2 separate regions of the Homo sapiens genome follow, and region 2 is linked to region 1. A link is an interaction called in ENCODE POLR2A ChIA-PET data of the cell type or tissue named here. Cell type or tissue: GM12878. All regions are shown on one strand. Each heading gives the region's core, and the rest is flanking DNA. Links, peaks and the distances in the headings are about the cores only.

The links. ChIA-PET counts read pairs that join two places held together with the same protein. Peaks named below come from ENCODE experiments on the same cell type or tissue, not always from the same donor. Only the 100,000 strongest peaks of a DNase experiment are listed, where the experiment ranks them.
Region 2: POLR2A ChIA-PET joins it to region 1 with 5 read pairs; 4 of 35 experiments call an interaction of 5 or more read pairs at or near these places.

The regions. Positions count from the first base shown.
Region 1 is chr22:50,323,353-50,339,815 of GRCh38, forward strand. It overlaps DENND6B (DENN domain containing 6B), which reads right to left and starts at 3,660. Exons shown (of 20, transcript NM_001001794.4): 1 at 3,460-3,660. The coding sequence starts at 3,636. It also overlaps a transcript of PPP6R2 not described here. RefSeq lists silencers at 3,409-4,048, 8,942-9,131 and an enhancer at 10,740-10,869. In GM12878, for the core only: no CTCF peak of the experiment used is centred there; no DNase peak of the experiment used is centred there; H3K4me3 peaks cover 389 bases; H3K27ac peaks cover 750 bases.
Region 2 is chr22:50,564,059-50,578,288 of GRCh38, forward strand. It overlaps CPT1B (carnitine palmitoyltransferase 1B), which reads right to left. Exons shown (of 20, transcript NM_152246.3): 2 at 13,717-13,876; 3 at 13,266-13,405; 4 at 12,799-12,976; 5 at 12,478-12,579; 6 at 12,140-12,277; 7 at 11,977-12,054; 8 at 10,435-10,542; 9 at 10,277-10,361; 10 at 9,462-9,657; 11 at 8,817-9,002; 12 at 8,145-8,250; 13 at 7,948-8,064; 14 at 7,317-7,481; 15 at 7,100-7,234; 5 more. The coding sequence starts at 13,857. The coding sequence ends at 5,280. CHKB-CPT1B (CHKB-CPT1B readthrough (NMD candidate)) reads right to left here. Exons shown (of 30, transcript NR_027928.2): 12 at 13,717-13,876; 13 at 13,266-13,405; 14 at 12,799-12,976; 15 at 12,478-12,579; 16 at 12,140-12,277; 17 at 11,977-12,054; 18 at 10,435-10,542; 19 at 10,277-10,361; 20 at 9,462-9,657; 21 at 8,817-9,002; 22 at 8,145-8,250; 23 at 7,948-8,064; 24 at 7,317-7,481; 25 at 7,100-7,229; 5 more. LOC107985568 (a long non-coding RNA gene) reads left to right here. Exons shown (of 2, transcript XR_001755606.3): 2 at 4,549-5,085. Among named protein-coding and RNA genes, the nearest start is that of CPT1B, 7.3 kb to the right of the region's middle. RefSeq lists enhancers at 6,107-6,176, 12,082-12,376 and silencers at 12,082-12,376, 13,861-13,940. In GM12878, for the core only: a CTCF peak has its summit at 12,221; no DNase peak of the experiment used is centred there.

The DNA of each region.
Region 1 (16,463 bases), core at 7,203-15,202:
GATCTCAGCTCACTGCAACCTCCACCTCCCGGGTTCAAGCAATTCTCCTAACTCAGCCTCCAGAGTAGCTGGGATTACAGGCATACAATGCCCAGCTAATTTTTTGTATTTTTAGTAGAGACAGGGTTTCACCATGTTGCCCAGGCTGGTCTCAAACTTCTGAGCTCATGCAATCCGCCTGCCTCAGCCTCCCAAAGTGCTAAGATTATAGGCATGAAACACTGTGCCCGGCCTCATTTTGTATTTTTTGTAGAGATGTGGGTTTTGCTATATTGACCAAGCTGGTCTAGAACTCCTGGGCTCAAGTGCTCCTCCCACTGTGGGCTTCCAAAGTGCTAGGATTACAGGCATCAGCCAGCACGCCTAGCCTTTTTTTTTTTTTTTTTTTTTTAATTTTGTTTTGAGACAGGTTCTTGCTGTAACCTAGGCTGGAGTGCAGTGGTGATCATGGCTCACTACAGCCTCGAATTCCTGGGCTCAAGCAATCCTCCAGCCTCAGCCTCCTGAGTAGCTATAACTACAGGTGCATGCCACCACACCTGGCTAATTTATTTTTAATTTTGGTAGAGACAGGGTCTCACTATGTTTCCTAGGCTAGTCTGGAACACCTGGCCTCAAGTGATCCTCCTGCCTCGGCCTCCTAAAGGGCTGGATTATAGGCAGGACCACTGCGCCCAGCCCAAGAGGTGAGTTTTCAAGAGCTGAGAAGGCGGAGCCAGGCCCTTTCCTAAGCTGACCTGTACACTCCAGTCACCCCACAGTCCTGCCCAGCCCCTCACAAGCCAGATCCCTTGTCACCCCACAGCCCTGCTGGCCCCTCTCAAGCTGGACCCCTCATCTCTCAAGCAGGCTGCACTGCACTCATTTCCATGATGCTCCCATGCGTACAGTTGCGGGGGTATCCTGTGAGGGCTAAGGGGGAGTCCTGTGAGCACTATGGACTCTGAACCACTTACTCTCCATATCACTGGCACATAGTGTGAACTCCTAAAGGGCAAGAGCCTTGTCTACTCACTTACATGCTGGGCACCAGTATTGTGGGGCTGGGCTGGTGATAGCTGCTCAATGTGATCTACGGTTTTGTTTTTTGAGACAGAGTTTCACTCTTGTTGCCCAGGCTGGAGTGCCATGGCGCGATCTCGGCTCACCACAACCTCCGCCTCCTGGGTTCAAGCGATTTGCCTGCCTCAGCTTCCTGAGTAGCTGGGATTACAGGCGTGCGCCACCACGCCCGGCTAATTTTGTATTTTTAGTAGAGACAGGGTTTCTCTGTGTTGGTCAGGCTGGTCTCAAACTCCTGAACTCAGGTGATCTGTCCGCCTCGGCCTCCCAAAGTGCTAGGATTACAGGCGTGAGCCACCATGCCCAGCCTTCAAAGTGATTTACTGAATGAGTAACTGAATCACCAGCTCCTTGCCTTTTGCTTATGTTGGCATTTTGGGAGAGGGGTTACCTGAAACAGGACCCCCTCCCCTGTCTCTTCTCAGCATCCAAGACTTATTTACCTAAGCCCATTCCTTCCTCTGAGCTGCATGCATCCCAACTAGAGTCTTCCTTCCATATCGCAGAACCAAGCACAGTCCTGGGGCTTTGCAGTGCTTAGCTGGGCTGAGCTGTGACTGAGTTGCACAGTGGGTGCTCCCTAAGTCTGTAAGTGACTAAAACGACCTCGATCTTCCCTGTGACTTCCAGGTGAGGGAGGAAAGGCAAGAGTCATGTGCTCAGGCCCCGGTGGATCCACTGCCAGGTTTCTGCACAGACTCAGTGATCTGCAGGTGCCCAGATCATTGCTATGGAGGGTTTCGCTCATGGACCTGGGTCCCCAACACTCTGCCAGCTGACCATGCCCCTAGTCCGAGCTGAGCATCCCCAGCAAAAGCTCAGGAGTCCAAGCACACACAGCCTTCAACAGCTCAGAAATAACTTTCCGAATGGGTTTTAGAAAATAACACGAGAATGTCTTAAGGAACAGAGGAACCTCCTTTTTTTTTTTTTTTTTTTTTGAGATGGAGTCTCACTTTGTCGCCCAAGCTGGAGCGCAATGGTGCAATCTCTGCTCACTGCAACCTCCCCCTCCCGGGTTCAAGCCATTCTCCTCCTCAGTCTCCCGAGTAGCTAGGACTACAGGAGTGTGCCACCTCGCCCGGCTAATTTCTGTATTTTTAGTGGAGATGTGGTTTCACCATGTTGGCCAGGATGGTCTCAAACTGCTGACCTTGTGATCTGCCTGCCTCGGCCTCTCAAAGTGCTGGGATTACAGGCATGAGTCACCGCGTCCGGCCAGGAACCTCTTAACTTCTTTTGTGATTTTGTGGGGAACAATCTGGGCAACAGTATTGAACTAAGAAAGGTTTTCAACCCTGGGCAGGTCACCACACTTCTTGGTACTCAGCCCCCACCCAGTGATGCTGTTTGAGGCTGTGCACCTGCTGGGGACCGTGTGTGGTGGGAGGGGCTCCAGAGAGTGCTAGAGTTAATGCTTTTCTGTTTAGAAGACTATATGCTTCTCATGGCCTCTTGGAGTTCAGCAGGGCCTTAGAAAGCATCTCCCAACCACAGAGACGCGCTGCCTGGCTTTCCTGATGATGATGATTTGGCCTGATCTTGGACACCTGCGGTAATAGAGAGCTCACTACCCCTCACGAGGTTCCTTGCGCCAGCGCGGGGAAGCCTCCCTCCATCTGCAGGTGGGCCTCCCCTGTGCTGGTCAGCTCCCTGGTGTGTGTTACACAGGACACAGAGAAGATCATCCTGCGGGGCCTCCCTGGAGGAAAGGAGGCTGCCTGTGTGGGTAGGTGAGTGGAGGCCTGCAGGCAGCAGAAAGACCACATCGAAAGCCCATGGGCACAGCCGATGAACAGACCCCCACGAGCAAGAACACCACAAGACGCAGGTGGAGGGACGGGGCCCATGGGGTCTGGATCTGATGCTAGGTGAACAAGGAGGCGCTGCAGGGTTTTAAGCAGGAGAGCCACAAAGGTTGAACTCTGGGGTGCAGCTGGGGTGGGGATGACATCAGTGATGGCAGCAAAGGAACGGATCCGAGACCTTTGTTGCAGAAGGAGCCGTCAGCCTCGCCTATGCCCAGAGATGGGATGCGGAGCGGAGGGTAAGCCCGGGACTCTGGCGGGAGCCACTGAGGGGATGAAGGTGTCACTGCTCCGGTGGGGAATGGAGGGGGGAGATGTGAGACATTTACTGGGAAAAATCGAAAGAGTACCACTTAGGTTATGCAAAATGCTCCATCCCAATGTGAAGACAAGATCCGACTCCGAGCAGCTCGCCTTCCCTCCTCGGCCTGGGGAGCGCTTCTGGAGCCCGGAGAAGAGGCCCCTCCAGGAGGCGGCGGCCGAAGGCCAGGGAGAGTGCGGGGCGGCCGAGGGCCCCAAGCGAGGCGGGACTGGCCCCGAGAGGCGCAGCCCTGCCCACCCGCCCGCGCCCGCGCTCGCGCCCGCTCACCTCCAGCGCCTGGCCCAGCTCCAGGTCGAAGGTGACCACGCACACACACTCCAGCCAGGCGGAGAAGCGCGCCCAGGGCGCCGCCGGGGTCCGCGCCGCGCGACCTGAAGACGTGGGTCCAGCCGCGCCCAGGCAGCCGCGAGCCCGGCGAGGCCCTGTGCCCAACAGCGCGTCCATGGCGGCGGCCGCGGGTTGCCGGGGAAACGCGGGCGGGGGCGGCGCGCGTCCGGGCCGCTCCTCAGAACAGTCGAGCGGCCGCCGCGGCCCAGTGCGGCTCCCGCGCGGCCGCGCGCCCCCTAGCGCCCGAGAAGCGCCAGCGGCCGGGCGCCGCCCAGGGCACCAGCGAGCCGGACGCGCGCGGGCCAGAGCGGCCGGAGCCCACTGGGGGACTTCCGGGGAAGCGGCCGAACTGGGGCCTTCCAGGGTCCACGCCGTCTGAGGCCCGAGAGAGTCGGTTCGGCCCCGGTGTTCGCGGATCCCGGCTCGCGGGAGCCTCGGGGCCAGGCCAGGGAGGCAGAGCAAGCTGCAGCCAGCCGGCGCCGGGCTCGTCGGGCTTCGCAGGTCCGGCCAGCCTACCTCGCCCCACCGCGCAGGGGCCAGCGGCGTCGCGGGCGTTTTCGTGGCGGAATGGCGTCCTCACTGAGCGCCCAGCCACCACCGCGGACTCGCGCTCGCTTCCTCTGGGGCCCGCGCGGCCTGGGGTCGTGTCTGACCGCGGGTGTCCACGCAACACCTCTGCAGTTTCACTTTCCGGGGGAATCGCGGGGACCTGGAGCGAACTCTTCCCTCCCTCGCGAGGGCCCCGGGCCCCGCTGTGGTCCACAGAGCACCTTGAGGCCCGGCGTGGAAGGGCGAGTTTGGGGCTGTCGGTAACTTAATGAGGCACGCCTTTGAGTCGTGGGCCTCATGACGTTTCCGTGGAAGGCGGGCCGCATATACTGTGGTGGTCCCTTCAGATTACCACGTGTTGGCCAGACGCGGTGGCTCACGCCTGTAATCTCACCGCTTTGGGAGGCCGAGGTGGGGTGGCGGATCACGAATCCAGGAAATCGAGACCAACCTGGTGAAACCCTGTCTCTACTGAAAATACAAAAATTAGCCGGGCGTGGTGGCTGGCGAGCGCCGTAACCCCAGCTATTGGGGAGGCTGAGGCAGGAGAATCGTTTGAACCCCGGAGGCGAAGCTTGCAGTGAGCTGAGATGTCGCCATTGCACTCCAGCCTGGGCGACAGAGTGAGACTCCATCTCAAAAATAAAAAAATAAAAGATTACCACGTGTTGTTCGGATCATCTGGCCTAGGTGTGGGGTAGGCTGTCCCATCTAGGTTTGTCACATAACAAAATCGCCTAATGACACATTTCTCAGGACATAGCTTCACCGTTGAGTAGCACATGGCCGTATTGTTTTTTGTTTGTTTGTTTCTGTTGTTTTTTTTGAGACAGAATGTTGCTCTTGTTGCCCAGGCAGGAGTGCAATGGCATGGTCTTGGCTCACTGCAACCTCTGCCTACTGGGTTCGAGCGATTCTCCTGCCTCAGCCTCCCGAGTAGCTGGAATTACAGGCGTGCACCACCACGCCAGGCTAATTTCTGTATTTTTGGTAGAAACGGTTTCACCATTTTGGCCAGGCTGGTCTCGAACTCCTGAGCTCAGGTGATCTGCCCGCCTCGGCCTCCCAAAGTGTTGAGATTACAGGCGTGAGCCACTATGCCAGGCCCGACTGTATAGCTTTTATTTTTATTTTTAGAGGAAAGGTCTCACTCTCTCCCAGGATGGAGTGCAGTGGCCCATTGCAGCTCACTGCAGCCTCGATCTCCTGGCTCAAGCTATCCTGCCACTCAGTCTCCTAGGTAGCTGAGGCTACAGGCACACGCCGCCATACCCCATTATTTTTTTATTTTTATTTTTTGTTCGTTTTTGTGGAGATGGGGTCTCGTGCTGCCTGGGCTCATTTTCATTTCTCTTGGGCGTGCATAGAAACCAAATTGCTGAGGCATAACCTGGGTATATGTTTAGCTTTCCCCAAAGCAGCCATACATTTAAAAACATTCCTACCAGGCCAGGCGAGGTGGCTCATGCCTGTAATCCCAGCACTTTGGGAGGCTGAGGCTAGTGGATCACCTGAGGTCAGGAGTTTGAGACCAACCTGGCCGACATGGTGAAAACCTGTCTCTACTAAAAAATACAAAAATTAGCCAGGCATGGTGGCGGTCACCTGTGATCCTAGCTACTCAGGAGGCTAAGGCATGAGATCGCTTGAACCTGGGAGGTGGAGGTTGCAGTGAGCCGAGATCAAGCCACTGCACTCCAGCCTGTGTGACAGAGCGAGACTTTGTCTCAAAAAAAGATAAAAAAAGAAAATGGAAACATTCCTACCAACAGTTTATGTTTCCTTTGCTCCACATCCTTCCCAACATTTGGTGTTGCCAAGCGTCTTCATTGTAGCCAGCCAATGAGTGGGTAGTGGTATCTTGTGATTTTTAAAATTTTGTTTATTTTATAGAGAAGAGATCTCATCCTATCACCCAGGCTGAAGTTCAGTGATGTCATCATAGCTCACTGCAGCCTGGAACTCCTGGGCTCAAGGGATCCTCCTTCATTGGCCTCCCAAGTAGCTGTAACTACAGGCATGTGCCACCGTGCCTGGGTATTCTTGTGGTTTTGATTTGCATTTCCCTGATTACTAATGGTCTTGAGCATTTTTTTCCCCTGTGGTTATTGCATGCCATCATTGTAAGATGTACTCTGATTTTGAGGTAGGAGGCAGAACTTTATTCCAGACCAGATTAAAGACTGGCTGAAGGCCGGGCGCGGTGGCTCACGCCTGTAATCCTAACACTTTGGGAGGCCGAAAAGGCGAGCAGATCAGCAGATCGAGACCATCCTGGCTAACACGGTGAAACCTCATCTCTACTAAAAGTACAGAAAATTAGCCGGGTGTGGTGGCTGGTGCCTGTAGTCTCAGCTACTCGGGAGGCTGAGGCAGGAGAATCACTTGAACCCAGGAGGCGGAGGTTGCAATGAGCTGAGATCGCACCACTGCACTCCAGCCTGGGCGACAGAGGGAGACTCTGTCTCAAAAAAAAAAAAAAAAAAAAAAAGCTGGCTGAAACTGGGAAGAGGCAAAAGCACCGCTCCATGAGACATGCCCACCAGTGCCATCTCTGTTTACCATTGCCATGGCAACACCCACAAGTTACTGCCGCTTCCCATGATAACCACCCCAAAGTTAACGACCTTTTTCTAAAACTTTCTGAATAACTTGCACCTTAATTTGTACATAATTAAAAGTAGTTGGCCGGGTATGGTGGCTCACGCCTGTAATCCCAGCACTTTGGGAGGTCGAGGCGGGCAGATCATGAGATAAGGAGATCGAGACCATCCTGGCTAACACAGTGAAACACCGTCTCTACTAAAAATACAGAAATTAGCCAGGCGTGGTAGCGGGCACTTGTAATCCCAGCTACTCGGGAGGCTGAGGTACGAGAATCGCTTGAACCCAGGAGGCAGAGGTTGCAGTGAGCTGAGGTTGCGCCATTGCACTCCAGCCTGGGCGACATACTGAGGCTCTGTCTCAAAAAAAAGAAAAGAAACGAAAAAAAAACAGAGAGAGAGCCGGGCGCGGTGGCTCATGCCTGTAGTCCCAGCACTTTGGGAGGCCAAGGCGGGCGGATCATGAGGTCAGGAGAGATTGAGACCATCCTGGCTAACACAGTGAAACCCTGTCTCTACTAAAAATACCAAAAAAAAAAAAAAAAAGCCGGGCGTGGTGGCAGGCACCCTTATCCCAGCTACTCTGGAGGCTGAGACAGGAGAATGGCGTGAGCCCAGGAGGCGGAGCTTGCAGTGAGCCGAGATCGCGCCACTGCACTCCAGCCTTGGGCAACAGAGCAAGACTCCGTCTCAAAAAAAAAAAAAAAAAAAAAAGAAAAGAAAAAAGAAAAAAAGAAAGAGAGGAGGCTTAGAGTCAGAGAAGTCAATGTGGTGCTGGGATCTGAGAAAAAGAACCTGGAAGATGGTCAGTTGCTGGCTTTGAAGATGGAGGAAGACACTAAACCAAGGGATGCAGGACAAGCTGGAAAAGGCAAGGACATAGATTTTCCCTGGAGCTTCCCAGAGGAAGCCAACATCTGGATTTTCGTCCCATAAGACTCATCTCAGATTTGTGAGCTCCAGGACTGTAAGGTAATAAATGCGTGTGGTTGTAAGCCATGACGTGTGTGGGGACCTGTGTCAGCAGCAACCGGAAACTACTGCATGGACGATCTAGTTTATTCTGCCTGGTTTCTTGTGCCTCACGTTATGTTTTTGAGGTCATGCATGTTGTTGCATGTACCAGTAGTTCATTCCTTTCGTGAATAGTATTTTATATGATGTTTTCGTGTCCATTTACCATTTGAAGGACATTTGGATTATTTCCAGTGTTTGCTTATTATGACTCATGCTGCTGTGACATTTGTGTACAAGTCTCGGTGTGGACACACGTTTCCATTTTTTTGGCATAGATATGTAGGAGTGAAAGTATTGGGCTGTATGGTAAGTTTATATTCAAATGTTGGAGAAATTATCAAACTTTTCCGAACAGTTTTACATTTCCACTAGGAATGTATAAAGGTTCCAGTTCTCCACATCCTCCCCAACGCTTAGTATTATTGTTCCAGCCGTTCGAGGGGGTCTGCAGTGGTACTTTCTTGTGGGCGAGTTTGGCATTTCCCTGATGATTAATGGTGTTGAGCATCTTATGTGCTCCTAAGTCATTTGTGTTAGCTTCTTTAAAAAAATGTTTATGCAGCTTTTTTGCCTATTTTTTTTAACTTCTTTTTTTGAGACAGAGTCTCGCTTATGTCACCTAGACTGGATGGAATGCAATTATGTGATCTCAGCTCACTGCAACCTCTGCCTCCCGAGTTCAAGCAATTCTCCTGCCTCAGCCTCCCGAGTAGCTGGGATTACAGATGCATGCTACCATTCCTGGATAATTTTGTATTTTTAGTAGAGACGGGGTTTCACCATATTGGCCAGGCTGGTCTTGAACTCCTGACCTTGTGATCCACCCGCCTTGGCCTCTCAAAGTGCTGGGATTACAGGCGTGAGCCATTGCATCCGGCCCTATTTTATTTTATTTTATTTATTTTGGAGAGACAGGGTTTTGCCATGTTGCCCAGGCTGGTCTTGAACTCCTGGGCTCAAGCAATCTTCCTACCTCAGCCTCCCAAAGTGCTGGGATTACAGGTGCATGCCACCACACCCAGGTATCTTTTATGTTTCTTAATGGCATCTTTTGAAGATCAAATATTATAATTCTGATGAAATCTAATGTACCATTTTCTTTCATGGATTATGGTTTTGGTGTCATATCTAAGAAATGTCTTAACCTAAGGTCCTAAGTCAAATAATACTTTTTATGTTTCTTCTAGAAGATTTTTTTTTTTTTTGAGATGGAGTCTTGCTCTGTTGCCCAGACTGGAGTGCAGTGGTGCAATCTTGGCTCACTGCAAGCTCCGCCTCCCAGGTTCACCCCCCCATTCTTCTGCCTCAGCCTCCTGAGTAGCTGGGAGTACAGGTGCCCACCACCACACCTGGTTAATTTTTTGTATTTTTAGTAGAAGCGGGGTTTCACTGTGTTAGCCAGGATGGTCTTGATCTCCTGACCTCGTGATCCGCCTGTCTCAGCCTCCCAAAGTGCTGGGATTACAGGCGTGAGCCACTGCGCCTAGCCTCTTCTAGAAGATTTTTAGCTCTTATATTTAGGTCTGTGATTCACTTTGAATTAATTTTTGTGTATGGTATGAGATAAGGAGATAAGGTTTAAATCCTTTTTTTTTTTTTTTTGAGATGGAGTCTCGCTCTGTCACCAGGCTGAAGTGCAATGGCGTGATCTTGGCTCACTGCAGCCTCCACCTCTTGGGTTCAAGCGATTCTCCTGCCTTAGCCTCCCAAGTAGTGGGTACTACAGGCACGCACCACCACGCCCAGCTAATTTTTGTATTTTTAGTAGAGACGGGGTTTCACCATGTTGGCCAGGATGGTCTTGATCTCTTGACGTCGTGATCCACCCGCCTCTGCCTCCCCATGGGCTGGGATTACAGGCCTGAGCCACCACAACCAGTCCTAAATTCTTTTTTTATATAGATAATCAGTTTTTCCAATACCATTTGTTGAAAATATATTGTTTTCCCATAAAATTGACTTAGGAGCGAGGTGTGGTGGTTCAGCTACTTGGGAGGCTGAAGCAGGAGGATCACCTAAGCCCAGGAGGTGGAGACTGTAGTGAGCTGTGATCGCACCAGTGCACTCCAGCCTGGGTAACAGAGTGAGACCTCATCTCTAAATAAATAAATAAATAAACTTAGCACTTCTGTTAAAAAAATCAATCGATGATAATTGTGAGGGTTTTTTTTAATTCTCTATTCTGTTCCCTTGATCTATATGCTTTTCCTTATACTAATTCTGTCCTGTCTTCATTATTCTAGCTTTGTAGTAAGTTTTGAGATCACGTAGTGTAAGTCCTCCAGCTTTGTTCTTTTTCTTTTTTTTTTTTTTTGAGACGGAGTCTCGCTCTGTCGCCCAGGCTAGAGTGCAGTGGCACAATCTTGGCTCACTGCAAGCTCCGCCTCCCGGGTTCACGCCATTCTCCTGCCTCAGCCTCCTGAGTACCTGGGACTACAGGCGCCTGCCACCACGCCCGGCTAATTTTTGTTTTTAGTAGAAACAGGTTTCACCGTGTTAGCCAGGATGGTCTCGATCTCCTGACCTCGTGATCCGCCCACCTCGGCCTCCCAAAGTGCTGGGATTACAGTCATGAGCCACCGCGCCTGGCCCCAGCTTTGCTCTTTTTCAAAATTGTTTTGACTATTTTGTGTAGGGTCCAGCCCTACAGGGCCTGTTGGTTTTTCTTTTTGTGTGTGGAGACGAGAGATCGTAGAAATAAAGACGCAAGACAAAGAGATAGAAGAAAAGACAGCTGGGCCCTGGGGACCACTACCACCAAGACATGGAGACCGGTAGTGGCCCTGAATGCCTGGCAGCACCGTTATTTATTGTTTACAAGGCAAGAGGGCAGGGTAAGGAGTGTGGGTTGTCTCCAATGATAGGTAAGGTCACGCGAGTCACGTGTCCATGGGCCAGGGGGCCCTTCCCTATTTGGTAGCCAAGGTGGAGAGAGAGAGAGGACAGGTAACGTCATTATTTCTTTTATGTATTTCTTGGAGAGATCAAATACTTTAATACTTTCACTAACTTTGCTACTGCTATCTAGAAGGCGGAGCCAGGTGTACAGGGCGGAACATGAAAGTGGACTAGGAGCGTGACCGCTGAAGCACAGCATCACAGAGACGTTTAGGCCTCCGGATGGCTGCGGGCGGGCCTGACTGATGTCAGGCCTTCCACAAGAGGTGGTGGAGCAGAGTCTTCTCTAACTCCTTTTCCTGGTCCGCTGAGTAACAGGTGCCTTCCCAGGCTCTGGCGTTACCGCTAGACCAAGGAGTCCTCTAGAGGCCCTGTCCGGGCGTGACAGAGGCTCACCCTCTTGTCTTCTGGTCACTTCTCACCGTGTCCCTTCAGCTCCTATCTCTGTATGGCCTGGTTTTTCCTAGGTTATACTTGTAGAACAAAGATTATTATAATATTGGATTAAAGAGTAATGCTATAAGCTAATAATTAGTAATATTCATATATAATCATATATATAATCTATTTCTAGTATAGCTTCTCGTCGTATATGTTTCCTTTATTATACTGGAACAGCTTGTTTCTTTGGTCTCTTGCCTTGGCACCTGGGTGGCTTGCCGCCCACAATTTTGATCATTTGCATATCTATACAGATTTCAGTATTAGCTTGTCAATTTCCACCACCAACAAAAACACCTGCTGAAGCCAGGTGCGGTGGCTCACGCCTATAATCCTAGCACTTTGGGAGGCCAAGGTGGGTGGCTCACTTGAGCTCAGGAGTTCAAGACCAGCCTGGCAAACATGGTGAAACTCTGTCTCTACTAAAAATGCAAAAAATTAGCTGGGTGTGGTGTCGCGTGCCTGTAGTCCCAGCTACTTAGGAGACTGAGGCAGGAGAATCGCTTGAACCCAGGAGGCAAGATCGCACCAACTGCACTCCAGCCTGGGCAACAGAGTGAGACTCTGTGTCAAAAAACAAACAAACAAATAAAAAACACCTGCTGAGATTTTGCCAGAGATTACATTGGATCCACAGATCAATTTGGGGGAGAATTGCTATCTTAACAATGTTGAGTTGTTTTTATTTTTGAGACAGGGTCTCGCTCTGTCGCCCAGGCTGGAGTGCAGTGGCGCAATCTCGGCTCACCACAACCTCCGCCTCCCAGGTTCAAGCGATTCTGCTGCATCAGCCTCCTGAGTAGCTGGGACTACAGGTGCCCGCCACAACACCCGGCTAATTTTTTTTTTTTTTTTTTTTTTTTTTAGTAGAGATGGGTTTTCACCGTGTTAGCCAGGGTGGTTTTGATCTCCTCACCTGGTGATCCACCTGCCTTGGCCTCCCAAAGTGCTGGGATTACAGGTGTGAGCCACCGCGCCCAGCCATAATTTTTGTATTTTTAGTAGTGACGGGGTTTCACCATATTGGCCAGACTGGTCTCAAACTGACCTTGTGATCTGCCCGCCTCGGCCTCCCAAAGTGCTGGGATTACAGGTGACAGCCACCGCATCTGGCCCTTGTTTTTTGTTTTGTTTTGTTTTGTTTTGTTTTTGAGACGAAGTCTCACTCTGTCGCCAGGCTGGAGTGCAGTGGTCCAATCTCGGCACACTGCAACTTCCACCTCCTGGGTTCAGGTGATTCTCCTGCCTCAGCCTCCCGAGTAGGTGAGACTACAGGTGCGCACCACCACACCCAACTAATTTTTTTTTTTTTTTGAGATGGAGTCTCGCTCTGTCACCCAGGCTTGAGAGCAGTGGCGCAATCTTGGCTCACTGCAAACTCCACCTCCTGAGTTCACGCCGTTCTCCTGCCTCAGCCTCCCCAGTATCTGGGACTACAGGCACCTGCCACCACGCCCGACTAATTTTTTTGTATTTTTAGTAGAGATGAGGTTTCACCATGTGGGCCGGGCTGGTCTCGAGCTCCTGACCTCGTGATCCGCCTGCCTTGGCCTCCCAAAGTGCTGAGATTACAGGCGTGAGCCACTGCACCCAGCCACAATGTTGAATGTTTTTTTTCTTTTTGAGACAGAGTCTTGCTCTATCGTCCAGGCTGGAGTGCAGTGACACAATCTTGGTTCACTGCAAGCTCTGCCTCCTGGGTTCACGCCATTCTCCCACCTCAGCCTCCTGAGTAGCTGGGATTACAGACGCCTGCCACCATGCCCGGCTAATTTTGTTTTTGTATTTTTAGTAGAGACGCGGTTTCACCATGTTAGCCAGGATGGTCTCGATCTCCTGACCTCATGATCCACCCACCTCGGCTTCCCAAAGTGCTGGGATTACAGGTGTGAGTCACCGCGTCCAGCCTGAATTTTTAAACCAATTTTAACCAAAAATATGACATGTCTGTCAACTTATTTAGGTCTTCTCCAACTTTTATCAGCAGGGTCATTATTTTATTTTATTTTATTTTGAGATGGAGTTTCGCTCTTGTTGCCCAGGCTGGAGTGCGAAGGCGCGATCTCAGCTCACTGCACCCTCCACTCGCGGGTTCAAGTGATTCTCCTGCCTCAGCCTCCCAAGTAGCTGGGACTACAGTCGTGCATCACCATGCCCAGCTAATTTTTGTGTTTTTAGTAGAGAAAAATTTTTTTTTAGAGACTGGGTCTCACCGTATTGTCCTGGCTGGTCTCAAACTCCTGGCCTCAAGTGATCCTCTTGCCTCAGCCTCCCAAATTGCTGGGATTATAGGTGTAAGCCACCACACCTGGCCTGTTCCTTCTTTATTTTAATTAATTAATTTAGAGACAGGGTCTTGCTCTGTCACTCAGGTTGCAGTACAGTGGCGTGGTCACAGTTCACTGCAGCCCCGACCTCCAGGGCTCAGGCAATCTTCCCACCTCAGCCTCCAGAGTAGCTGGGACTACAGGCGTGCACCACCATGCCCAGCTAATTTTAAAAATTTTTGTAGAGACAGGCTCTCGCTGTGTTGCCCAGGCTAGACTGTCCTTTCTTGAACACAAACTTAACTTCATTACTTTATAATTAATCCCCTCTTGTTGATAATATTTTTATATCAAACTTTCCCTGTTGAAATCATTGTGTGGTCTCTGTCCCTTTATTGAACCATAACTAGTGATACAATTTTGAAGGAGGAAAAACCAAGCAGGGAAGGTGGTGATGAAGAGAGTGTGTGTGTGTGTGTGTGTGTGGTGTGTCTGTGTGTACAGTGTGTGTGTGCGATGTGTGGTGTGTGTGGGGTGTGTGCGTGTGTGCTGTGTGGGTATAGTGTGTGTGGGGTATGTGTGTGGTGTATTGGTGTGTGTGTGTGGTGTGTGTGCAGTGTGTGTGGTACATGTGTGGTGTGTGGTATGTGGGGGTGTGTGTGTGCGCCTGCATGTGTGTGTGGTGTGTGTGTCTGCGATGTGTGGTGTGTGGGTGTGTGTGTGCTGTGTGGGGGGTGTGTGTGTGTAGTGTGTGTGTGCGATGTGTGGTGTGTGTGGGGTGTGTGTGTGCGGTACGTGTGTGGTGTGTGTGGTATGTAGTGTGTGTAGTGTTTGTCTGCGATGTGTGGTGTGTGTGCGGTGTGTGGGGTGTGTGCGTGTGTGTATAGTGTGTGCGATGTGTGGTGTGTGTGGGGTCTGTGTGTCTGTGTAGTGTGTGTGCGATGTGTGGTGTGTTGGGGGTGTGTGTGCTGTGTGCGGTATGTGTGCTGTGTGGGTATAGTGTGTGTGTGGTGTGTGTGGTGTGTGTGTGTGTGCCATATGTGGTGTGGTGTGTGTGCGGTGTGGTATATGTGTACTGTGTGGTATGTAGTGTGTGTGGTATGTGGAGTGTGCACGATGTGTATGGTGTGTGTGTGGGTGTGTGTGTGCTGTGTGGGGCATGTGTGCTATCTGGGTACAGTGTGTGTGTGGGGTGTGTGTGGTGTGTTGGTGTGTCTGTGTGTGGTGTATGTGTGGTGTGTGGTGTGTGTGGTCTGTGTGGTGTAGTGTGTGTGGTGTGTGGGGTGTGTGCATGTGTGTGTGATGTGTGTGGTGTGTGTGGGTGTGTGTGCTGTGTAGGGTGTGTATGTTGTGTGGGTATAGTGTGTGTGGGGGGTATGTGTGGTGTGTTTGTGTATGTGTGGTGTGATGTGTGTGGTGTGTGTGGTGTGTGTGATGTGTAGTGTGTGTGGTGTGTGGTATGTGGTGTGTGTGCATGTGCGTGCATGTGTATGTAGTGTGTGTGGTATGTGTGTGCGATGTGTGAGGTGTGTGTGTGCTGTGTGGGTATAGTGTGTGTCGGGGGTGTGTGTGGTGTGTTGGTGTGTGTGTGTGGTGTGTTTGTGTCTATGTGTGGTGCGTGTGAAGTGTGTGGTGTGTTTGTGGTGTGTAGTGTGTGGTGTGTGTGTGGTGTGTGGTGTGTGTGTGGTATATGTAGTGTGTGTGGTATATGGTGTGTGGTGTGTGTATGGTATATAGTGTCTGTGGTATGTGGTGTGTGTGGTATGTGTGTGTAGGGTGTGTGGTGTGTGTAGAGTGTGTGGTGTGTGGTATGTAGTGTGTGTTATGTGTGTGTTATGTAGTGTATGTGGTATGTGGTGTGTGTAGTGTGTGTGTGCGGTGTGTGTGTAGGGTGTGTGGTGTGTGTGGTATGTAGTGTGTGTGTTTGGTGTGGTGTGTGTTTGTGGTGTGTGGTGTGTGTGGTATGTAGTATGTGTGGTATATGGTGTGTGGTGTCTGTGGTATGTAGTGTGTGTGGTATGTGGTGTGTGTGTAGTATGTGGTGTGTGTGGTGTGTGTAGGGTGTGTGGTGTGTGTGTGGTGTGTAGTGTGTGTGTTATGTGGTATGTGTGGTAGGTAGTGTGTGTGGTATGTGGTGTGTGTGGTGTGTATGTACGGTGTCTGGTGTGTGTGTGTGTAGGGTGTGTGGTGTGTGTGTGGTGTGTGGTGTGTGATGTGTGTGGTATGTAGTGTGTGTGTTATGTGGGGTATGTGTGGTGTGTGTGGTAGTGTGTGTGGTATGTGGTGTGTGTGGGTGTGTAGGGTGTGGTGGGTGTGTAGGGTGTGTGGTGTGTGTGTGGTATGTAGTATGTGTGGTATGTGGTGTGTGGTGTGTGTGTGTGGTGTGTGTGTGTGGTATGTAGTGTGTTATGTGGTGTGGTGTATGTGGTATGTGGTGTGTGGTGTGTGTGGTATGTAGTGTGGTATGTAGTGTGTGTTATGTAGTGTGTGTGGTTTGTGGTGTGTGTGTGGTATGTGGTGTGTGTGGTGTGCGTGTGGTATGTAGTGTGTGTTGTATGTGGTGTGTGTGTAGGGTGTGTGGTGTGTTTACGGTGTGTGTTGTGTGTGTTGTGTGATTGTGTGGTGTGTGTAGGGTGTGTGTTGTGTGTGGTATGTGGTGTGTGTTGTGGGTGTAGTGTGTGTGGTGTGTGTGGTATGTAGTGTGTGGTATGTGGTGTGTGTGGCTTGCGTGTGGTATGTAGTGTGTGTGTGGTATGTGGTGTGTGTGTAGGGTGTGTGGTGTGTGTTTACGGTGTGTGTTGTGTGTGGTGTGTGATTGGTGTGTGTGTAGTGTGTGGTGTGTATAGGGTGTGTGTTGTGTGTGTGGTGTGTGTGGTATGTGGTGTGTGGTGTGTGTGTGGTGTGTGTGTGGTGTGTGTGGTATGTAGTGTGTGTGTGGTGTGTGTGGTATGGTGTGTGCGGTGTGTGTGGTATGTAGTGTGTGTTATGTGGTGTGTGTGTAGGGTGTGTGGTGTATGTTTCGAGTGTGTGTTGTGTGTGGTGTGATTGGTGTGTAGTGTGTGGTGTGTGTAGGGTGTGTGTTGTGTGTGTGGTATATAGTATGTGGTGGTGTGTGGTGTGTGTGGTATGTGGTGTGTGTGTGGTGTGTGTGGGGTATGTGTGTGTGGTG
Region 2 (14,230 bases), core at 4,654-12,653, 240 kb after region 1:
GAGCTGCTCTTCATACTTCCATTTGCTTATACAGCCCAGAGCCGATTTCTGTTACAGCAGCCCAGAGAAACATGAATAGGGAATAATTCTTTTTTTTTTTTTTTGAGACGGAGTCTTGCTCTGTTGCCCAGGCTGGAGTGCAGTGGCACGATCTCGGCTCACTGCAACCTCCGCCTCCCAGGTTCAAGTGATTCTCCTGCCTCAGCCTCCCTAGTAGCTGGGATTACAAGCACATGCCACAACGCCCAGCTAGTTTTTGTATTTTTAGTAGAGACCGGGTTTCGCTATGTTGGCCAGGCTGGTCTCGAACTCCTGTCCTCAGGTGATCCACCCGCCTCGGACTCCCAAAGTGCTGGGATTACAGGTGTGAGCCACTGTGCTTGGCCCGAATCAGGAATAATTCTGATGGCTAAGGAAGACAGCTTCCGAGAGAGTAGGAGAAAGGGCACAGGATTCCAGGCAGAAGGCCCATCTAGGGCAAAGGCGAAGGTGTGGCTCAGCCTGCCTCCTTTGGGGAATGGCGAGTGTGTTCTGGGCTCAGGGTTCTTGGTAAGGGACAGAGAAGACTCGGGAAAGATCAGTTGAGCTGGAATGTGCAGGCTCTTGAGTACCCTGCTCAGGAGCTGGAGGTGGGCTACCCTGCAAACTCCAGGCCATGAAGCCCAGGAAGATGTCAGGCTGGTCTTCCCATGCCCTTGTGTATCTGAGACCAACTGTCACTAAATGTTTCCTTTACGCCCTGGACACACAGCTAGACTCTACTTCTCAGATTCTCTTGAAATACAAGTCTTTAGCCAGAGGGTGTGGAGGGAAATGCTGTGTATCACTTTGAGGTTGAGGCCATCAAAGCCTCCCACAGGTGGCCCCCTCTTTCTCTCCCCACGTACTTATGATGTTGATGCCCAAGGCAGCTTGAGTACTACCTGCTGAAGGCAGGGCCTCTGTCACCATAGATCCTTGAATAACAGTATGGAGCAGAGCCCTCATCTCAGCCAACTGGATTTTATCTGACCAACAGTCCAGCTTCTATTGGGTTGAGCCATGAGGTTTCAGGATTTATGTTATGGCTGCTAGCTTTTATTAATGCAGACCTGCAGACCTATGGGACATGGGGAACTAATTGGGGTTTGGGTTGTCATCAGAGGTTTATTTATTTTTTTAAGACAGGGTGTTGCTCTGTCACCTAGGCTGGAATGCAGTGGGTCAATCATGGCTCACTGCAGCCTCAATCTCTCAGGCTCAAGTAATCCTCCCAACTCAGCCTCCAGAGTAGCTGGGGCCACAGGCAAGTGCCACCACGCCTGGCTAATTTTTTTTTTTTAATTTTGTAGAGATGGGGTCTCACTGCACCACCCAGGCTGGTCTCGAACTCCTGGGCTCAAGACCTCCCAAAGCACAGGCATTACAGGCGTGAGCTACCATGCCCAGCAGTCTCCAGAGGTTTATACCCTGGTTTACCACTGTTGTTCCTCATCTCACTATTTTAACCCAGAACAAATGAGATAAAAGAACTTTAATGCTGAATTTTGATGTTAATTGAAAGCTAGCTTGTTGGAAACTCTGTTTACTGCTATCTCAGGACGGGGTGAGCTGATGTCCCCAGAAGACTACCAAAACGCAGGCACCTTCCCAGGGGAGGCTTACTGGCACCCAAACAGGTAGAGGTCTCTGGAAATACTTTTGGAAGCTGAAGAACGCTCTGATATGGAATGTAACATTTTGCAGGCAGAGGTGTACTCTTTTTTTTTTTTTTTTTTTGAGACAGAGTCTCGGTCTCCCAGGCTGGAGTACAGTGGCACCATCTTAGCTCACTGCAACCTCCATCTCCTGGGTTCAAGCGATTCTCCTGCCTCAGCCTCCTGAGTAGCTGGGACTACAGGCACGTGCCACCACACCCGGCTAATTTTTGTATTTTTAGTAGAGGCAGGGTTTTGCTGTATTAGCCAGGATGGTCTCGATCTCCTGACCTCGTGATCTGCCCGCCTCGGCCTCCCAAAGTGCTGGGATTACAGGTGTGAGCCACCGCGCCCGGCCCCAAGAGGCATACTCTTATAGCTCATGAAGACTTGAAGGAGGTGAGGAGCCTCTGCCCTGGGAATCCTCTCATGCACTTTCAAGGTTTTAACTGTCTTCAAAACTGTTAGAAGGAGCCTAGATCTCTCCTTAGCTTTTCATTTATATTTTCAAGAGTCTGAGACATTTTCACAGCTATTTCTTATAGGCAAGTCAAATTCAACATTTAAAGACCTAATTTAATCACCCAATCACCCAATATAGAAAATATGAGTTATCTTTGATTCCTCCTGATTAGACTTGTCAGTCCTACGTTTGACATTCCAAGCTCCTTAATTCTACTTTCCTATGGCACTGCCTTAGTTTAAGCCGCTCATTTCTTCCAGCTCCACCACCACCAGGAGCACTTCTCCAGCGGGTCTCCTTGCTTCCACTGTTACTGCGTCCTACTTTGTTCTAACGCCACCCTGGTTAGCCAGTGATCCCTTAAAATTAGGACAGATTATGCCACCCTCTGTTCAAAGCCCAACAGCTTCCCCCGTCATTCAGAAAATCCAGAATCTGGCCTACGAGGCCCTTGTTACCCCGATCTAGCTGCCCCGCTTGCTCTTCCCATCCCTGACTCCACACTAGCCACATCCTTCATCACAGCAGACACCGCTCGCAAAGCTTTGGCTCTTGCTGTTCCTTCAGCCAGGAATACTCTGCCCTTAGGTACGGAACATGAGGGACATGAGGGACATGACTTGCTCCTCGTCTCCTTCAGGCCTGTGGTCAAAGGACCCCAATCAGGAAGGCTTGCTTTTGCCACTGTCTGAAATTGCCACCCACCTCTCCTTTTGTCTCTCCACTTACTTTTCCTCTTTTTTTTTTTTTGAGACGGAGTCTTGCTCTGTCGCCCAGGCTGGAGTGCAGTGGCGCGATCTTGGCTCACTGCAAGCTCCACCTCCCAGGTTCACGCCATTCTCCTGCCTCAGCCTCTCCCAGTAGCTGGGACTACAAGCACCCACCACCACACCTGGCTAATTTTTTGTATTTTTAGTAGAGACAGGGTTTCACCGTGGTCTTGATCTCCTGACCTTGTGATCCACCTGCCTTGGCCTCCCAAAGTGCTGAGATTACAAGCGTGAGCCACTGCGCCCAGCCCATGGTGTCTTATAAGTGTCTTATATAAGGGTACCATTTTTTTTTTTTTTGAGACGGAGTCTCGCTCTGTTGCCCAGGCTGGAGTGCAGTGGTGCCATCTTGGCTCAGTGCAAGCTCCGCCTCCTGGGTTCACGCCATCCTCCTGCCTCAGCCTCCCAAGCAGCTAGGACTACGGGCGCCCGCCACCATGCCTGGCTAGTTTTTGTATTTTGTTTAGTAGAGACACTGTTTCACCGTGTTAGCCAGGATGGTCTCGATCTTCTGACCTCGTGATCCACCTGCCTCGGCCTCCCAAGGTGCTGGGATCACAGGCGTGAGCCACTGCACCTGGCCATAAGGGTGCCATTTTTAATCTTTTATATAACATTTTTACTATACCTTTTCTATGTTTAGACAAGTTTAGATACACAAAGACTTCCCATTGTATTACAGTTGCCTACAGTATTCAGTATGGTAACATGTTGTAAAGGCATGCGGCCTAGGAGCAACAGGGTAAGCAGCATAGCCCAGGTCTGTAGTAGGCTGCACCATCTACCTTTGTGTAAATGCACTCTAGAATCTTTGCACAACAAAATCGCCTAACAATGCACTTCTCAGAATGTATCCCCTTCATTAAGCAACCCATGCCTGTACTTGGTAAGTGGATTATCCCAAAAGCCTCCTGGTTTCCTGCCAGCTGCTCTGTCCCCTGACCACACCTGCCTCACCCAGCAGTGAATTCGACATGGGCAGGAATAGGACCTTGTTTACCACTGAATCCCCAGCACAGGGCCAAGTCTATGGTGGGTGTTCAACAGACACTGGTTCCTGGCCGGGCACGGTGGCTCACGCCTGAAATCCTAGCACTTTGGAAAGTCGAGGTGGGAGGATCACTTAAGCTCAGGAGTTCGAGACCAGCCTGGGCAACATAGTGAGACCCTATCTCATGGGAAAAAAAAGAAAAAAACAAAAACAGATGAAGACACTGGTTCCTAAATGAAGGTCCAGAACTGAATCTAATTCACTTCAATTACAGTAATTGAGGGCCTACTTATACTTTTCATAAAAATTATTTTTTATGGCTGGGTGCGGTGGCTCACACCTATAATCCCTGCACGTTGGGAGGCTGAGGCAGGTGGATCACCTGAGGTCAGGAATTCGAGACCAGCCTGGCCAACATGGTAAAACCCTGCCTCTACTAAAAATACAAAAAATTAGCCGGGCGTGATGGCGGGCGCCTGTTGTCCCAGCTACTCAGGAGCTGAGGTACGAGAATCGCTTGAACCCAGGAGGCAGAGGTTGTAGTGAGTCGAGATCGTGCCACTGCACTCCAGCCTGGGCAACAAGAGCGAAACTCCGCCTTAAAAACAAAGAATAATTATTTTGTATTTACTCTTAACATGATTTTAGCAGCCGAGCCAACCTCAGTGAAGGAGTGTCTGTTGCTACAGGTCATCCTGCGTGCCCTCTTGCAGACATGACCACCTGGCGCCTCAAGACTTCAGGCCTGGGCCTGCAGCCCCTTTCCATGCTGACAAGAAGCTGCGGGGCCCGTGCAGGGTTGTGCCTCAGCCAAGAGGGGTGCCTCACACATGCCCCTGCATGGGAGGAGGTGGGCTCACTCTCCAGCAGACAGACAAACAGAAATGGCCCCAGGGAACAGGTGAAGGTTCTGAGGCAAGTATTTATTCCAAGCAAACACGTGGGCGTGGACAGCTATCTCAGAGCCTACGTCACTCAGCAGAGTCACACATTTCAAAGCAGGTCACACAAGTCCCTCATGAACAGTCTTCCAGCTTCAGCCCTTCTCTTGCCACCTCTGTGGTCTGAGCTGGGGGAGGGGGAGGGCCTCCGAGTTCCCAAACAAAACACAGGTACCTAAGGGCTGAGAGAAAATTACACAGCCTTATTTTTATTAGTATCTATCAAGAAAAAAAAAAATCAAAATTCCCTTCCTGCTCCAACCCCACCTCCACCACCTGGGCCCTCAGGGAGCAGCATCTGCCCAGCGAGGACCTGCTGCCGGAGCTGTCCTTGGAGCCTGGGCACCTGTGCACGGCCACCCCTCATGCCTGTGAGCTGCCACAGGTCCCTTCCTCCACAGTGTGGGGACGAAAGGGCAGCTGGCATTTCTCCAACCTTCAGCTGTAGGCCTTGGGAACTTGGAAAAGATCAGCAATGTCCAGCAGGGCTTTGCGGATGTGGTTTCCAAAGCGCTGGGCGTTCTGTGGGAGCCAAGAGTTCAGATGCACCTTCAGATATGTACCCACCCCTCTGTTCCCACAAGCAAGGATGCCTCCCCAGCCAAAGACACCTGTGTTCCTGGGCAGCCCCAGGTGGCACCCCTTCCTCAGGCCTGAGCTGTGGCAGGAGACTCACCGTCTCTGAGCTTGAGAACTTGCTGGAGATGTGGAAGAAGATCGTGTTCTCGCCTGCAATCATGTAGGAAACTCCATAGCCATCATCTGCTACCTGAGGGCAACAAGAAGGGTGAAGAAGGCATAAATCAAACCTTGAAGATCTGAAAGCCAAGCTGATATTGTACTTGTTCTTCCCACAAGAGTTGCAGGAACGGGCCCCAGCCCTAGACACTGCATTTTTCCTGAGGACCACCCCCAGGAAACTGTGAAAACCAAAGAATGCTGCCCAGACCCCGCCAAGGGATCTGGGACCTCCCAGTTTCCCTCAGGGGGCTTATTCTCTAGATCACTCCGTCTCTCTCCAGAGGGTTCTCTAGCCTTCTGACAAGCTAGCCCATGTGAAGGTTTCTGTGGGAGACAGCTGCACTCTCTTGGATAAGTAGACTTCAGAAGCACCCAGTGCACTGCCCAGTACCCTGGAAACCAGCCCCACAGTCATGCTTCAGTACCCCGGAAACCACGGTCATGCTTCAGCAGGGAGGTATTTGGGATGGGTGGGTCCCAGGTGCTTGGCTGCCTGAGTCCATAGCTAACATTCTGCTTCCATGCAGGTCTGGGGTTATGCTCTCCTCTAAGCAAGGTGCTCCTGCCTCTCGTCTGACCTCAGGGCCTGCACTCGCCACTGAAACCCTCAGGGCCCTGGTGCTGCCCACCCACCCCCTTCAGGAGCACTCACAGGGCCAAAGCCACCTCCAGCGCCCAGGTGATTGGGGTGCTGCTCTGGGTCGAACATGCGGATCTGGGATTGGGGGATCTGGCTGGTGGAGAGACGCCAGGGTTCCGAGAGCACCTGCAATGGAGGCCACAGCTGGTCAGAGGCCACATACCCAAAGCACCTGTCCAACACGTGGTGTCTGCGACCTACTCTGAGCCAGACACGGTTCTGCTGAGGGTGCAGGAGCTCCCTGGCCACCACCCCGTGGTCCCCTGTGCATCATGCCACATAAGGCTTGTGTGAGCTGCCCAGCCCTCCCTCTGCTCTGCCTCTCCCCCACATAGCCTCACTAGTCTCAGTAGTGCTGTCACCACCTGACAGATCATATATTTGTCTGTTCCCTGTCACAAGGACACCAACACCACAAAGAGGATGTTGCTCCTGCTCAGTCCCAGGACCACAGGCCCAGGTGGGGTGTGGGCGGGAAAGCTGGCCCAGCACTCCAGGGAGCTTCAGGGGAGCAAGCCAGGAAAACAGGCCGTGCTCCATCATGAGATGGCCCAAGCCCTGCGTGTAGGAGGGCAGTGGGACAAAGGACACACCCAACAACGGTGCTGACCTCAGCAAGGAAAGGAGAGCTGACTCCTAGGTACTTGGAGACCAAGTAAAGGCAGAAGAGGTGCCTGTCGATCCCTGCCCCGGTCATGGCCAGGCGGTACATATTCTGGTGCTTCTTAGCAGCCTTCTGGAAGAGATCTCGCAGGTCTGCTTTCTGCGGGGCAGAAGTAAAGGGGTGAAGAGTAGCCCTGGCCCTCCAGGCAGACAGGAGGCAGAGGGGGCACCTCACCCGACGACTGTGACCCCCACATGGGCAGAGGACACTTACTGTGTGGGACCCCTCCATCATGGCCTGCACAAAGGCTGTGGACTCGCTGGTACAGGAACGCACAGTCTCAGTCCGTCCCTCCCGGAACATTCTGGTCATTGAGGCCTCATAGGTCAGGCAGAACTTACCCCTGTCCTGGGATATACAGAGGGGTGAATCTGGCAGGTGGACCCTGGTACCACCCTGCCCTCTCAGCAGCGGGAGGCGGGGCTCCTACCCGGAAGTGAGCCAGCTGCAGCGCGATCTGCACAAAGGCATCAGGGCTGGTCCGGCACTTCTTGATGAGGCCTTTGCCAAAGGGCAGGAACTGGAAGCAGTACAACTCCACGTCGTCTGCCAACGCCTTGGCCACCTGGTAGGAACTCTCGATGACCGCCTGGCACTGCCAAGACATGGGAAGGGTCAGCTGAGGGTAGGGCTCTCCAAGCAGGACTCTGGGTCATGTCTAGGAGGCATGACGTTTAGCTGGTGGAGAAAGGGCACAGCCGGCCAAGACATCTTCAGGAGGAGGGTACGCAAAAGACAGTCTGAGGGAGAATCAGCCCCCAGAGGCCGGGCTCAGCTTTGTGGGTAAGAGGGAAGTGCTGAAAATGCTCCAGGGGCCTGTGAGTGCCTCCTCCATCTCATGGCTGTCTCTAAACACAGATGGCCCCAGGGGCGGTGGGTGGTCTCTGTCCTCCCTGAAGCCAGTTTGGACTCTACAGGTATCCTGAGACGTGCCCTGTGCCTTCCCGAGGGCTGGGCCAGGCAGTGAGGCCAGCAGGGGAGGAGGAGGCTCAGGCCTCGTCGGGGCTGTACCCACCTGCTGCTTTGTGGTCTCACACCTGCTCTGGGAGCTTCCAACCCACCTGTTTTGGAATGTCCCACTGCAGCCGTGTAGGAGGTGCGAGCGCAGGGTTCGGTTTGCCCAGGCAGTGCCCGGTCTCCGTGTAGCCCAGGTGGAAGCTGTCTGTGCCCAGGACAAACTGCAGGGAGAGGATGAGACTGAGAGGCTGGCCTCATCCCCTACAGCCTGCCCTGCAGGTTCCCTCTGCAAGGCTATTACCTCCCAGAGGTGCCCAATGATGGGAGCATCTGCCCACGCATGCTCTGCATTGAGACCCAACTGGCCATTCTTGAAGGAAATGAGAGTGAAGGATTTGTCAAACCACCTGCAGGAAGAGTAGACACATGAAGAACCAAAGCTGGGAATGTCCAGAGGTGCCTGACCTGCAACCCCAACCTTTAACCCTAATTACTAACCCTATTCTCTCTCTCTTTTTCTCTCACTTTTTTTTTAAATTGAGATGGAATCTTGCTCTGTTGCCCAGGCTGGAGTGCAGTGGTGTGATCTTAGCTTCCCATAACCTCCCGGGTTCAAGGGCTTCTCCTGCGTCAGCCTTCCGACTAGCTGGGATTACAGGTGCCTGCCACCATGCCCGGCTTTTAACCCTATTCTATAACCCAAACCCTAGCTTTTAACCCTAGCCACTAGCCCTACCCAACCACTAATCACAATCCTAACTACTTTTATGAAGGGGTCTCGCTCCGTTGCCCAGGCTGGTCTTGAGCTCCTGCACTCAAGTGATCCACCTGCCTTGGCCCCCAAAGTGCTAGGATCACAGGTGTGTGCCACTGCACCCAGCTCATAACCCTACCTTCTTTTATCTTTAATCCTCTAACCATAACCCTAACTTTTAACCTTAAGCTGTAACCTGTGGGGCTGGGGCTGCCGTACCTGTTGTAGCAGTTGCCATGTAGCAGGGCCTTGCCATAGAGGCTGAGGCTGGCCTCATCTTCGGGGTCATAGGAGTAGGATTCCTCATCCAGGGCCACGAAGAAAGCGGCACGCTCGATGGCCTCCAAGGCAGCCTTATTCTTTCCAGAGCTAAAGAAGGCCTGGCGTGCCTGCGCCCACTCCACCCTGAAGCATGGGGCAGGGTAAGCAGTGGGCACGTGGACTTGGGATGAGGGTGCCTCTGAGGGCCTGGCTGGACCTGGAGATGGGGGTGGGGTGCCAGGCTGGACCTGGAGATGGGGGGTACCACGCTGGACCTGGAGATGTGGGGGTGCCAGGCTGGGCCTGGAGGTGTTGGGGTGCGTGCCAGGCTGCGCCTGGAGGTGGGGGTGTGTGTGCCAGGCTGGGCCTGGAGGTGGGGGGTGCCAAGCTATTTTGGAGGGTGTCCCCACCCTCTGCACACTTCACCTGGCTGCCACCCGTCAGAGGTAGGTTATGCTGGCTGTCCTGCTGCCATGACCACCAATGCCCCTCCCCTAGTTGTGCCTCCAGCCTCCAGTTCCAGGGTGGCAGGCAGGGCCACGCTCCTCTCCTCACGGAGCCCTGAACTCAGGGTGGGGACAGTCCCTTCCTAGAGGCCAATACCTTCCTCCTGCAGTGAGGGCTGCCAGCTTCTCCTCCCCAGGCTGAGGTGGGGAGGGGTCGTCCAGGATCCTCTGGAACTGCATCTCCAGATCCTGAGGCTTGAGCAGACGGGCGCCCTCATAGAGCCACAGCTTGAAGAAGCGTCCCTTGTGGTAGACAGCCACGTGCCGGCTGTCTGAGAGGTGCTGTAGCACATCTGTGATACAGGCCACGGGCAAGCTGAGGCGGGGCCCCCAGCTACATCCTGGGAAGGGCCCACCTCCCATGCACTAGGTGACCCCTGCAGACCCTGTTTTGCTCGGCCTCTGCCTGGGCCTTCCTGCCCCCTGGATGGGATCCGTGTGTCCTAAACCAGGCCCTGTGCTGGGTGCTTCCACTCTCTCTCACGCAACACCAACAATCCTATAAAGTATTTCACAGAAGAGGAAACGACGCACTAGAGGGTTGTGCAAACCGCCTAAGGATACAGTGTCAGAAGCAGGGAAGGCTGCTGCCTCTGCCAGACCCCTGGGTGCGCCCCTCCCCTCCTCTGCCGGCTCCATGGCAGCGCCGGGTCTGTCCTAAGCTTTGGGCTGCAGCAGGACTCCCTTCACCATGCGCAGTGAGCCCCGGAGGGGAGGGGCTCTGCTCTGGGCCCTGTGGGGTCCCTGCGCCAGCATCATGCCTGTAAACAATGGATGTCTAGTATCTGTCACAATTGACTACTGTTCACAGTTTCAGGACCCTGAGACACTGGGGACGCTTGGTGATGAGCAGGCAGGAGGGCAGCGAGCCAGCCAGATGGCCCACAGGTAGCAGCGAGGGGGCTCAGTTACCTGTGTCCTTGCCCGGGATCCGAGTGGTGTTGAACATCCTCTCCATCTGGTAGGAGCACATAGGCACTATGCCCAGTGCCATCACCTGAGGGAAGGCCCAGCATGGCTCAGACTCAGGTCTCCCCTCCCATCCCACCTTCAACCCTGACGCAACTCACAGGCTTGATTTCTTCACGGTCCAGTTTACGGCGATACATGATCATGGCGTGGATGATGTTTCCCAGGCGGGCTGCCTGCACGTCTGTATTCTTGATGAGCACAAGGTCCTACAGAGGAACAGAGCCCGCGGGGTGGGGGCCTCTGTCTGGGTGTCACCTGAGTCTTGCTGACCCAAGGACCAATCTATTCGGGGGCCTGAGGTGTTCTGTCTCCCTCTTCCAGTACATCCTGCACATGCTGCCGGGGTGAACCTCCAGAAATGCACAACTGATCGCAGTAACCCTCTGCTCCAGCTTCAGCCTGAGCTGCTTTATTCTTTATTTTTTAGAGTTAGGGTCTTGCTCTGTCGCCCAGGCTGGAGTGCAGCGGAACAAGCATGGCTCACTGCAGCCTCAAATTACTCGCCCTAAGTGATCCTCCTGCTGCAGCCTCCTGAGTTGCAGGGATTAGAGTCATGCACCACCACGCCTGGCTCTGAGCTTCCTTTTTATTTGTTTATTTATTTTTATTTTTAAATTTTTATTTATTTATTTTTCTGAGATAGAGTCTCGCTCTTGTCACCCAGGCTGGAGTGCAGTGGTGCGATCTCGGCTCATTTCAAGCTCCACCTCCCGGGTTCACGCCATTTGCCTGCCTCAGCCTCCCGAGTAGCTGGGACTACAGACGCCCACCACCACGCCCGGCTAATTTTTTGTATTTTTGGTAGAGACGGGGTTTCACCGTGTTAGGATGCTCTCGATCTCCTGACCTTGTGATCCACCTGCCTCGGCCTCCCAAAGTGCTGGGATTACAGGCGTGAGCCACTGCACCCGGCCCGAGCTGCCTTTTTATAAGCTATTTTATGTGCTTATATTCTACTTCTTTTGCTTTGATAAAGGGGTTCTACCACTAAAAAGCAGTTTAAAACCTCTGCTATGGGCAAGTTGTGTGTAAGTTCCTGGAAGGACAGCTTATGGAGGAGAATTCCAGTAGGCTCTGGCAAGTCAAGTGTGCTTTGGACCGTGGGAAAGGAGAGAAGAGGCATGCCATACAGCCCAGGTGGCTGGGAGACCCAGAGACTCAGAAGGGCCAGTTACATGGGGCAGAGGCAGACTGACTTCCTGAGCTCTAAAAGCAGCAGCCTGGCCTCCATTCTGCTGTCCGGCTCTGCAGAGGGACACAAAGCAAGACACGTTCTAGACAATTCCCTGGTTATGGTGTCAGGACAGCTGGGAACCCATGGCCAGGAGGCCAGTGAGGAAACCAAGGAAAGAGGTGACAGAGCCCGAGCTGGGCAGGGGCAGTGACCCCGGGACTCTGAGAAGCGGTGGCAGGCTGGCGGTCTCCACTCTCCTCATCCTTAGGATCCCCATTGCCCCTAAGCTGCTTCTGGACTCTTCTAGGATCTCCTCTCTCTCTTCCCTTTCCCTCAGGCCTCACTCCATAACCCCCACTTGCCCACGGAAGCTGCTACTAGAGCTCTGGGCTGTCCTCCAGATCCCTTGCCTTGGAGCTGGGACAGAGCTGAGCACGTGCGGGGACCTGGGGGCTCTAGTTCATACCATGACATAATAGTTGCTGTTCACCATGAGAGGGCTCCTGCCTCGAAGGTAGATGTACTCTTCCCACCAGTCACTCACCTGTGGGGAGGTGGAAGGTTAGAGCTGGGGCGGGTGCAGCCAGGACACATGGCAGGTGACAGTGAGCCCAGGGGCAGGAACTTACATAGTTACTTGCCCACCATGACTTGAGCACCAGGTATTTCTGCAGCCTGGGGGCAGTCTTGTCCTGGAATTCTTTGGCCAGCAACTCCATGCGGTAATATTCCTCATCATCCAACAAGGGGCGCACAGACTCTAGGTACTGTCCAGCCAGTTATCATCACCGTGGGGCCAGATGGCAAGGGCTGCCTCTATCTTAATCCTCTTCCCACCTCTCCCTCCTCACCCAGCCCCATTATTCTCAAGCCCTTAAGGCCACTCTTTGCACAGAACCTTATATTTGGAAACATCTCCTGAATCCAACCTCCCCTGCCCACTGGGATGCCCAAGCGAGGCCCTCACCCGCTGAATTGTGGCTGACACCCTGGGCACAGGAAGCTTGGGCAGAGATGTCTGGAAGCTGTAGAGCATAGGGTGCCGGCTGGATAGAAGGCGGATACACATCTGGGGGTACAGAGCAGAGTGCTGGGGTGGGAGCCAGTGGAAAAAATGGAAACCAACCAGCAACTCCCTGAGACCCTCAGAGCCATCCCAGCCCCTCCAGGACAAACCACACACCAGGCACCAGTGCCCTGTCTGCCTCTCCCGTCTAGCTCAGAACCCCAAAGGAGTCCAAAGAGTCTCAACCCAGGTGCCTGAACCCCTCCACTGGCTGCTGCTCACAGCCCAGATCCTGGTCAAGTTGCTGGTCTTGCCATGCATCTCAAACATCCACCCATGGTAGCAGAGAAGCAGCTTCAGGGTTTGGCGGAAGAAGAAGATGCCCGTCACCCAGACGCCCGTGGAGAAGATGGCCATGCTGAGAAGTGCCCGGGTCTGCGGGGTCTGGTAGGGGCCACACCTATTGGAGAGGGGCAAGGGCTGCAGGGGGTCCTCTTGAGGCCAGCCTCGGGTGGCTGTGAACTGTCTCAGGGGAGACACCAAGGGGAAGAACCTCCCTGGGCACACTCATGTCTGACTGCATCAAATGAGCGGATGTAGGGCTAAGACAATGGTTGTCATAGGGGAGGGCTGCCCCGTGACTGCCAATGGCTGCTGTCCTGTATCTGCCCAGCTCAGGAACCTCAGCCTTGGGAGCTGGGCCCAGCCCTCCCTGGTGGCACCTGTGCCCTTCCAGTTTCACTCCTTACCCCTGAGGGAGGCATCTCTGGATGCAACTGACCAGCCCCAAGGAGATGTCCACGTTGCAGAAGGAGGAACCCACTGTTGCCATGATGACGACCAGCCAGCTGGTGGGGCTGCCAGGGTACACGCCCCTGAGGATGCCATTCTGTGGGCAGAAACAGGCGCCCTTATGGAGCCGGAAGGCGGGAGGTTAGCCTGCCTGTGAAGTCTTGGGAACTGGCTCCTGGTCTTGGCCTGGAAGGCTTTCTCTCCTGATGCCCTGCTGTGCTCCTTCCTCCGCCACACCCACAGCTCCCTGTGTCCGACCACATCCTGTGCACCCCTCTGGTGTCTGTACTTCCACAACCTGTACCGGGCAGAAGTGCCAGCCAAGGAGGCAGTGAGGGACCCTAACAAAGCGCTTAACAGCTGACAGCCGGCCTCTGCCTACGCTCTGGGAGAAGCACCTGTGCGCACCTTGATGCGGATCAGGCGTTTCTTCCAGGAGTTGATCCCAGACAGGTAGACGTGTTTCAGGGCCTCCCGACTGAGCCGGAAGTCGACCCCGTCTGGGGTCACCGTGAACTGGAAGGCCACGGCCTGGTGAGCTTCCGCCATCCTGGGGGTTGGTCGGCACCTAGGACGGGGGCAGATGGGTGCGCGGGCGCGCTTAGGCCGGCCCCGCCGCCAGCCGCGCCGAGACGCCCCCAGCCAGTCCGCGACCCCTCGCGCCCCCCACCCCGCGACTAGCGGCTGCCCCCGGCCCGCGCCCCCCGCCAGGCCAACCGCCGCCAAATCCTCGCGCCAGCCTTCCGGGTGGGCACAGCCACTGTGGTGCAGGGGATTTGGGCCTTGAAAGCTCCAGGAGCCCCAAGGACGGCGAAGGGCAGCCTGGAGTTGGGGGGCGTCAGCGAGGGCGCGGGCAGGGGAGAGAGGCGCCCCTGGAAGTGGAGCCGGCCTGGACAGAGGCAGGGTTCGGGAGCCCGCCCTT